Regions from separate parts of the Homo sapiens genome. Here region 2 is linked to region 1. The links are chromatin contacts, found by Hi-C or POLR2A ChIA-PET in ENCODE. All regions are on one chromosome and are shown on one strand. The core of a region is the stretch at or near the end of the contact, and the rest is flanking DNA. Distances in the headings are between cores, read along the strand shown. Region 1 overlaps GNG12 (G protein subunit gamma 12). Region 2 overlaps WLS (Wnt ligand secretion mediator).

Region 1 (4,630 bases), core at 834-3,333:
AAATAAAAGGCATAATATTGTTGTATTACCTGTTAGGATTTGCTTTAAAGTGTATATTATGCCCAGTGCCACTCATAAGATGAATTACCCTTGGACGCAGCCCTATTTCCCTCCACTTTAAGTAATTGACCTGCACAGGCAGATTTAAGCAATGGAGGCACTTGGCGCACTTCTTTCTTTCCAAAGCTTGCAGGGTCACATGTATAATTTCCAGTATTTGTCCTTAATACACCAAGAACAGACATCAGAAGAGGAGCGGCTTTTGAAACCAAAGGTAGTGGGTAGCCTGAAACCAAAGGTAGTGGGTATCCTAAAACCAAAGTCTATATCACCCTCCCTTTCACAAGTACAAGAATGATGAGAACACATGCACTAGTAATGTACTTTGGGAACTTAAGTAGAGTTATACTCAGAACACACAAGATGTTGTGCAGAAATGTTATATTTTGATTTAGAGATGTGCATTACAGTTCCTAATTGATATTTAACTAGAAAAAAGCTAAACAATTAGTTTCTCTGACTTAACCTTTTCATTCAATAGATAATACATTTGGGAAAGTCTTAGGAGGAATCTTTTTGTAATGTGACATCATCTCATTTGTTTCATAAATTCTGGCTTTCACACATTGGGTTCAAGCCCTTATCACTCAACTAAAGCACTGCCACAGATTTCTGTGTCATCATTTCACTGGATGAAGTGTTTATTGAGTTCTCACTCTGTGCCCAACCCAAGGCATATGTTGTTCCTGTGTTTCCTGAATTATGAAAAAGAATGACAAAGCTGTCACTTCCTGCCAAGACCATCCATGTGACTCATGATAAATCAGCACATACTTATTCTTTGTGTATTGCATATGGAAGATATAAAGCACAATATAATATGAGGTGCCCACCATCAGATAGAGGATTCAACTTAAAGACTCTCATGGGTGAAGTAGATGTCAATATTTGTGAAAAGTCTGCTGACTATAGTTTTAAAAAGCCAATGCTTGGGACCCATGGCCTGGTCAGTTACTGATATACCAAAAGAAGCAGAATATTTCAAATAGGTCTGGCCCAAGAAACCTGAGGCTGAAATTAGCCGTGGAAGTTCTTTTAGGGGGATTACAGACAGGAATCCTCCTACTCCATTCCACTTCATGCTCTCATTTTGTGATATTCTTAAATTTGAGTGAGTAAAACTTAACAAGCAAGTTGTTTATAGTAACATGAGTATTTAAATTGGTGTCATCTTTTCATTTGTTGTAAGTGATGCTCCGTCATGTTTTGTTTGACTCAACCACATATGTTAAAAGTTCTGTACCTATTTAAAGAAAAATTTTAATGAACTTGAAATAATATTTCTGAGAAATTTTATGTCACTCCTTAAGATGAACTGGAGACATTCTGAAATACAAAACTCAGTGAACTAAAGTATAAACGTACTGTATGGGTGCCATGTTATGTAAATTGTATTGATGTTGCTGATTGGGTTTGGACTTTAAATGGCTTGCTTTGATTTCTGTCCCATGTTTTCCCTCAAGTAACACTTTTAAAAAGAAGCTGTTATCAAGTTTGCTTTTAGAGAGAGAGAATTCTAATCAATTTAGGGAATGAGTTAGAACTGTCAGAAGTTGACTTGGGAACATCTTGTATCATCAGTCCTTTCCCCTTTGAAAATATATAAACATTTAGATACTGTGAGTCTCAAAACAAGTACTTTAACCATGAGGGCCAACACAAAATGTTCACCTTGCTGGTCACCCCAGAAATTCCACAGACTTTGACCTTTTTCAAAGTACAGACATGTTTGACAGACATGTTTCCTCAAATCCAGACATGTTTAAAAGGTGGTGAGGGCATGTTTCCTTGCTAGCGTGTTATGGGAGAAGGTGAGATGAGGGAAGAAAGAAAAATTAAGTATCCTATTTTGCATTTTTTGGCATGTCAAAGTTAGGAGTATCTGCACCACAGTGTTGGGCCTTTCCTTTTTCATGCGTACCTCCAAGGAATGATGCTTCCTGGCAAGTAAAAATTGGATGTCTGTGACCCAGAGCCTGAGCATTGTGTGAAATGGGCAGAGGGCCCAGATTGTGGCTTTTTTAATCCTGTCCATGCTCCCTCAAAAGGCAGCTGCTTCCTTTGTGCTGTGGACATTGGACATACTTGTTAGATCATGATCTAAAGAAGGAAATTGTAGATAATAATTAACGTGTCTTCCATTCTTTCATGACAAATAATGATAAAAATAACTGATAATGTTAATTATCATATAATATGTTATGACATGTTTAGGACTATAGACTTTTAATTTTTTTAATTTTCAAACATATATAAAAGTAGAATGAACCTCATGCAGTTTAATTGTTGAAGTGACCTGGCTGCAGCAGTTAACAACTAACTCATAGCCAGTCTTTCTTCATCCATATCCCCACCCACTCTGTACTCTTATAGTTTCTATCACTGTAGATGCATTTTGCCTGTTCCTGAACTTTATATGAATAGAATTGGGCCAGGCGCGGTGGCTGACACCTGTAATCCCAGCACTTTGGGAGGCCAAGGTGTGTGGATCTCCTGAGGTCAGGAGTTCGAGGCCAGCCTGGTGAACATGGTGAAACCCCATCTCTACTAAAAATACAAAAATTAGCCGGGCTTGGAAGCACATGCCCATAGTCCCAGCTACTCAGGAGGCTGAGGCAGGAGAATCACTTGAACCTGGGAAGCGGAGGTTGCAGTGAGCCAAGATCACGCCACTGCACTCCAGCCTGGCGACAGAGTGAGATTTCGTCTCGAATGAACGAATGGAATTGACAGTGCATGCTCTTCTATAACTGGCTTTTTTGTTCAATATAATATCTGAGAGATTCACCTGTATTGTATGAGCAGTTCATTCCTTCCTGCTTTTCCACCACTGTATCCTCCAGTTCTGGTTTATCAGCTCCTCTTTTGACCAATTTCTGAGCGCAGTCCTGAGCTCATCCCCTTCTGCCCTCTCAGTTACCCTCTTTGCACATCTTCACTCTCCCTAGTTTCTCAACTCTCCTCCTCTGTTTCTGGAAATGCTCCAGTGCCAACCATCTCTGAAACAACCCTCCTGCCCCTGAAAGTTTCGATACAATTCCTTGTCTTGACTACACTGCCAAATTTTTCTAAATATTCCTCTGTAGTCACTGCCTGGTCCCTGAATTAATAGTTCTGTGTTCAGCCCCTTATCATTTGACCTCCATTCCCTTCAAGCTGTGGAAACTACTCAGCAGTCCCCAGTAACTCCCAGTCATCTGTGAGCTGTTCTTGCCCTCTACTTCCTTTTACCCCGTAAAGTGACTAATAACTCCTCCCCCTGGTTTTGTGAATAACAATTACTAGGTGTTTTTCTTTTCTTAATCATAAAAGTATCATATGTGGTTAAAGAGCATAGAATCAGGAGCCAGGCTGCCAGGATTAGAGTGCTGACTCCTCCATTAACCTTCTTTCTGACCTTGGCCGTGTTCTAAGTGGCTGCCTCCCTCAGTTCCCTTAATTCTAAACTAGGAAGAACAATGGGAATAACCTCATAGCATTGTTTTGAAAATTAAGTTAATATCTGTAAAGCCCTTAGAACAATGCTTGGCAAGTGTAAGTGGTATATAAATATTAACTCTTAATTCCAAAAAATGAAAAACTCACAACTACCAGAGTACATAGAAAACAACACTAAAAATCCCCTAAAATTCATACAACCTGGCAATAGCTACATCTTGAAGTACATTCTTCTGTTTTCTTGGTATAATATGTTTTTAACTAAACGTATTTATACAGCATTAACTTACCCTTCCTCCCTAACACTCCCTCTGTTTCCCTACCTTTTGTGAGGATGTTGCCCTGTCCAGGGTGGCTTCCCTCAGCCTGTCTCTGCTCCTTTGAAACTGCCCTACTATCCCCATCCAAGTGAGAAAGGCTCAAAGCCATCCTCTGCACTTTTCTTCATGCACCCCTTGGAAATCAACAGCCATTTCTGGGCTGTCACTCCCATTCAGCCCCAAGAATGGAGTCTTATTCATTCTTACATTTTCACAGCTCTCACATCCAGCTTTTAAAAAATTTTTTGCATTGTAATTGCTTCCATCTGTTTGAAATCTCATGCACTAACTCCTAATAATAATGATGTTTGATAGATAGATGAACACTGGGTGGTTTCTATGTGCTGCCTCTTTATTATTTAATCATTACAGTCCTGTGAGATAGGCACTCTTGTTATCCTGTTTTACAGATAGAGAATCTGAGGGCTCAGGGAGAGTGATTTGTTCAATATTATACAACATTAAGTGGCAGAATCCCAATTGAACCCAGTTTCATCTGACCCCAAGCCCTGACCATGTTGCCTGCTCCTGAACCTTGTATGGAAATAGTCTACTTTGTCTTTCACTGTCTCCCATTTCTGTTCCACCCTGCATAGGAGGTTGCTCAATCATTTTCCCCACAGTGTTCCCTTATGCCTGCTTTTTCTGCTCAGAAACCTTTGGTGGCTCCCATTCCACATGAGAAAGTTAACTTTAATCTGCTGTCTACCACTCCCCTCAGTAACTGTTTTGAAATTCTCCCCACCCCCACCTGTCAAGTTCCTACCCTTCAAGGATTGACTCATTTAAGACCTCTCTCCTCCATCTGTCTT
Region 2 (4,630 bases), core at 739-3,238, 450 kb before region 1:
TGTGGGTTTAAGTCACAGAGGAAAAAGATAAGAGGAGAGCCAGGCTGGTTTTTCCACAATTAAATGTTGCCTCTCAGGCTTCTCTGTTGGCAGGAATCCAAGAGGTCAGGAACCACCAGCCATATTATTTTTGTCCCTGGCTGCCTGCTCTCATTTGTATCCCCTCCTCATTCATGGGAACGAAGAAAAGGTGGGTTGGAAATAAAAAAGCTTGTTCTAGCCTACTTTTTCCTTTACGAAACTTGTCAGAAACAAAGCTTTCCTGTGAAACAGACGGGATCCCTTCTAGTAGCTGGCTTTTCCTGCAAGCGTTTTCTGTCTCTTCTTTTCTTTCTGCTGGCAGCACAAATGTATTTTCCGGGTTAGGGGTGTTACCATTGTTGAAATCTACTTTTCTCCTTGTATAGTCATGCTGGTATGCGGTGTTATTTCTCAAGCACTGCCCTGTAGTCTGGTTCTCTGGTATTTTTGTATTTGTTAATTGTTTAACTCTTCCATTAGTCAAACTCAACTTGTTATCCTTTGTCACTCAAACTCCATTATAAGTGCCCTGAGGACAGGCATGGTTTTATAGCTCTTTGTTTTGGCCTCAGTGCCTTAAGTATAGAAGGCAGTCAACAGCTGGAGGTGTTTTAGATTTCTACATTCATGAAATATTAGAACTAGAAAGGATCTTAGTAAGCCTATGATCCAACTGTAGTATTTCATGAAATAATACATTATGTAAAGTGACTTACTCAAATTGTTTGGCTAAATAGTGGCCTTTTTAGAGCAAGAAGCGGGTGTCCTAACTTTCCTACCCCATGACTGAGAGACATAAGGGGAAAGTACTTGAGCTGCTGAGTCAGGCAAACCTGGGTTCTCATTTTGCCTCCCTCTCACATTGGTAGCATGGCCATGGGCCTCAGTTTCCTCACTTTGAAATTGCCTGTGATGGTTTCCATCTGGCTGGCATCTGCATGGGTGAAAATGTCTACACATAGTAGGCAGTAAAAAATGTGAGCTCTTAGGAATCATTGTTTTATTTCTTTTAAAAATACTTCATTTATAAGAAAACATATTTCTGAGATCTTTTCAGCATCAGAAAATGGTGCCCGATTGCTCTTGGTGAGAACAACTTTGGAGGGAGAACAGGCCAGTAGGCCTCTTTGATGGAGATTCAGCCTAGAATGAGCTAGAAATAGAAATTAGTCCCACCTACAGGACATAAAGCTCATGGATGTAATGCCTTTTCCTTTTCCCAGTTGTCCCTCCATATAAGGGAGTTTGGGTTGATTAACTCAGCAGTTAGTAACACAGCCCTTATCTTACTCACACTCAGAAGAGGATGTGGAGTAGTGGAGGAGGTCACCAGGCCAACAGGCCCAACTTGCTTCCTACATGATAGGAACATCAATGGTCATAAACCATTTGATGAGATAGGAGAAGCCAAGGGCTGAGGGAGGAGATGGCATTCGGGGCAGGTGTGTGGAGTGATGCATGTAGAGACCAACGCAACAGTGCTAGCGTGACCCGAAAGGAAAGAGCAATGATTTTAAGGGAAAGGCTGAGGGTGATGGCTGGAGAAGAAGAGCAGAAAGGGAGTCCAGCTTAACACTCTTGTGTTGTGGGTGGCTTTTATTGAGGGAGGAGCAGCAGAGTTCTTCCGCAGCTCCACCAAGGGTCATGGTTTTCCATTATGCTTCCCATTCTCTCACACACACATATGCTTCATCCACCTTCTTTATAGTATTATGAATCTGTCCATTATCTGGAACCCCGGGTGGCAGTAGAATATTGTCCCACTGTCTCCTGGAGCCCAACTCGAGGAATGTCCTGGCTGATTGATCAAGGGAAGGACCTTATCTTTAAATAGAACCCCAAAGCTGAGTGCAATAATTCCCCACATAAGCCGTATGAAACAAATACTTCGTGTGAATAACACTGGCCTGACTCCAGCAATAACACAGCTGTTGAAACAGCTTAGTCACCAGGGCGATGGAGGTATGCAGTGAGGGAATGTTGGGGTGCCGTGATCTGACATTTAGCTGGCTGGCAGCAGCGCTGAGAGCCAACATGGAGCTGCGGGAGAGCTGCAGAGAGAATCTGCTACCCGTCCACAGGCATTATTCCCTTGTTTCTTTTGAAGCCCAACCGTAATCCCTTCCCTGGGCAAGGCAGACTGAGGAGGAAAACAGAAAACATTTTAGGACTGAAGGGAGGGAAAGAAATGGTTTGCTTCTTTTAGACACCTGGTTTCTGCCCCTTAATGATGCATGTTTATTTCCTGGATAACTTTTTTTTAAATGCCCCAGGCTAGGCAGAGTATAATTTAGATATGGCAAAGGGGGAAAAAACTCATTTATTTATCTTGCCTAGAAAAACGTCATGACTCTTCTTAGCTTACTTGTGTCCAGGGGATGTATGAAGAAGTCAGCAGGGAAAGTCCTGGCCCTGCTGCCTAATATTGCCTGAATCTCTGTAGCGGTTCATCTGCCAGAGCTCTTGTCTGAAGGACTCTGGGTAGATCTGGGCAAAATACTTAGCTGGTTTCGTCAGGATTTTGGGAGGACTAATAAACTGCCATGGAGCGACCCCATCCCTCTGCCAGCTCTTTGAAGAACTGACCTGTGTGTTTTTTCTTTATCCTGGACTCCCTCTGCACTGTTTGTTTTGGAAGTTGTTAAGTTAAATTAGCCATCCCTTTCCTTTCCTGGTTACTGTATGACAATGCAGCTGTCAGTCTGTGAACTCTGCCATCATCTATTTTTAGACACAGTGTGAATGAAGCTGTCTTCTCTAATTGCATTCAGAGAGAGAGAGAGAGAGAGAGGGGCACGCAGGTAGATTTTCACAACGATCAAATCAGCTATTCTAAATGCTCTGTGTACTGACAGTGTCCTGGAGAGAAAGCAAAGAAACCCACTGTGTGTTTTCCTCACTTGCTTTCAGGTTTGTTTTCTTTCCACATTGATGTTGATTATGGTCAAATAGGAAAGTGCTGTTGCCACATTTGCTTTCCAGTGTTTTAACACTTGCTAACTTAGATGGTTCTGAGTTCTCTAGCTTTGTTAGCGAAAGATTGGTTCATCATTGGGTTCAGATTCTTTGGTAAACAAATTCCTTAGAAAATATCCTCCTGGCAGTATTTTCCACAAGGTTAAATCGTCTTAAGCACACTGAGAACTGTGTTAGCAGTGGGCCTCAGTTTCCTTAGGATGTCTCTTTGTCTACCTGGCCCCCCATCCCAGTCCGTCTTCCGCACAGCTGCCAGAATCTCCTCCTTTGCTTTAACATCCTCTAAGCAAAATGCTGCAGCACTCAGGGCAAGCTTCTTCCCTTTGTCATTAGACCCTTCCTGTTCTCTAGCCTTCCCTGTTCCCTCCAGTCCCTCTCACATTCCCTGCCATATTGAATTAGTTGCTTTCCCTGCTATTTTGTGCTTATGTGACTTTTTATACATGGGGCTTCCTCTGCCTGTAATGCCTTTTCCTATCTCGCTGCCTAGTGAACTCCTATTCTGCAATTCATTGGTAAATATCACCTCTTCTCAGTAGGGTGAGCCAGAAGATTGTGTCTTCTGTGCTACAATTCTTGACCTTCTACTCAGAACTCTTGATCTTTTTGTGCTGACTGTATACTTCATATATACTTCTAATGCAGTACAAACTACATGGAATTATACTTATTTATATACCTGCCTTCACCACTTTACTGTAAACAATTTGAGGGCAATGACTTTGCCTTATATGCCTTTTTATCCCTACTCTTTTTTTTATAGAAGAAGTTTAATTGTTTCACTCTTTATAGACATATATAAACATACATTTTTATGTTTATATACATGTATATAGTTCCAAATCCTATTTCTATATAAGATTTGTATTTATTTATATACAGCATTTGGAACTTCTCTGAGTATTTTTTTTTTTTAATTATACTTTAAGTTCTGGGATACATGTGCAGAATGTGCAGGTTTGTTACATAGGTATACATGTGCCATGGTGGTTTGCTGTACCCATCAACCCGTCATCTACATTAGGTATTTCTCCTAATACTATCCCTCCCCCATCCCCCCACCCCTCAACAGGCCCAGGTGTGATGTTCCCCTCCCTGTGTCCATGTGTTCTCATTGTTCAACTCCCACTTATGAGTGAGAACATGTGGTGTTTGGTTTTCTGTTCCTGTGTTAGTTTGCTGAGAATGATGGTTTCCAGCTTCATCCATGTCCCTACAAAGGACATGAACTCATCCTTTGTTATGGCTGCATAGTATTCCATGGTGTATATGTGGCACATTTTCTTTATCCAGTCTATCATTGCTGGGCATTTGAGTTGGTTCCAAGTCTTTGCTATTGTGAATAGTGCCACAATAAACATACGTGTGCATGTGTCTTTATAGTAGAATGATTTATAATCCTTTGGGTATATACCCAGTAATGGGATTACTAGTTCAAATGGTATTTCTGGTTCTAGATCCTTGAGGAATCGCCACACTGTCTTCCACAATGGTTGAACTAATTTACACTCTTACCAACAGTGTAAAAGTGTTCCTATTTCTCCACATCCTCTCCAGCATCTGTTGTCTCCTGACTTTTCAATGATCGCCATTCTAACTGGCATGAGATGGTATCTCATTGTGGTTTTGATTT

The links. A loop is a pair of places that touch in the nucleus more often than their neighbours do. ChIA-PET counts read pairs that join two places held with the same protein, here RNA polymerase II (POLR2A). Pooled maps may share reads with other maps.
Region 2: a loop to region 1 is called in a map of endothelial cell of umbilical vein, with 2.2 times the contacts of the local background. The contact joins two enhancer-like sites. A Hi-C loop is called at or near these places in 1 of 168 maps with a recorded cell type or tissue (endothelial cell of umbilical vein), 1 of 37 single-sample maps with no recorded cell type and 1 of 50 pooled maps. POLR2A ChIA-PET finds 5 or more read pairs at or near these places in 1 of 52 experiments (OCI-LY7).

Annotation. Positions count from the first base shown.
Region 1 is chr1:67,722,549-67,727,178 of GRCh38, reverse strand. All of the region lies in intron 2 of GNG12 (G protein subunit gamma 12), which reads left to right. Among named protein-coding and RNA genes, the nearest start is that of GADD45A, 40 kb to the right of the region's middle. Within about 2 kb of position 2,083, at least 11 of the 41 ENCODE cell types and tissues checked have a DNase peak (open chromatin) inside an H3K27ac peak, as active enhancers do; they include endothelial cell of umbilical vein, where a contact is called at or near this core.
Region 2 is chr1:68,171,594-68,176,223 of GRCh38, reverse strand. The region is part of intron 2 of WLS (Wnt ligand secretion mediator); the gene reads left to right. All of the region lies in intron 9 of GNG12-AS1 (GNG12, DIRAS3 and WLS antisense RNA 1), which reads right to left. Among named protein-coding and RNA genes, the nearest start is that of MIR1262, 9.7 kb to the left of the region's middle. Within about 2 kb of position 1,988, at least 25 of the 41 ENCODE cell types and tissues checked have a DNase peak (open chromatin) inside an H3K27ac peak, as active enhancers do; they include endothelial cell of umbilical vein, where a contact is called at or near this core.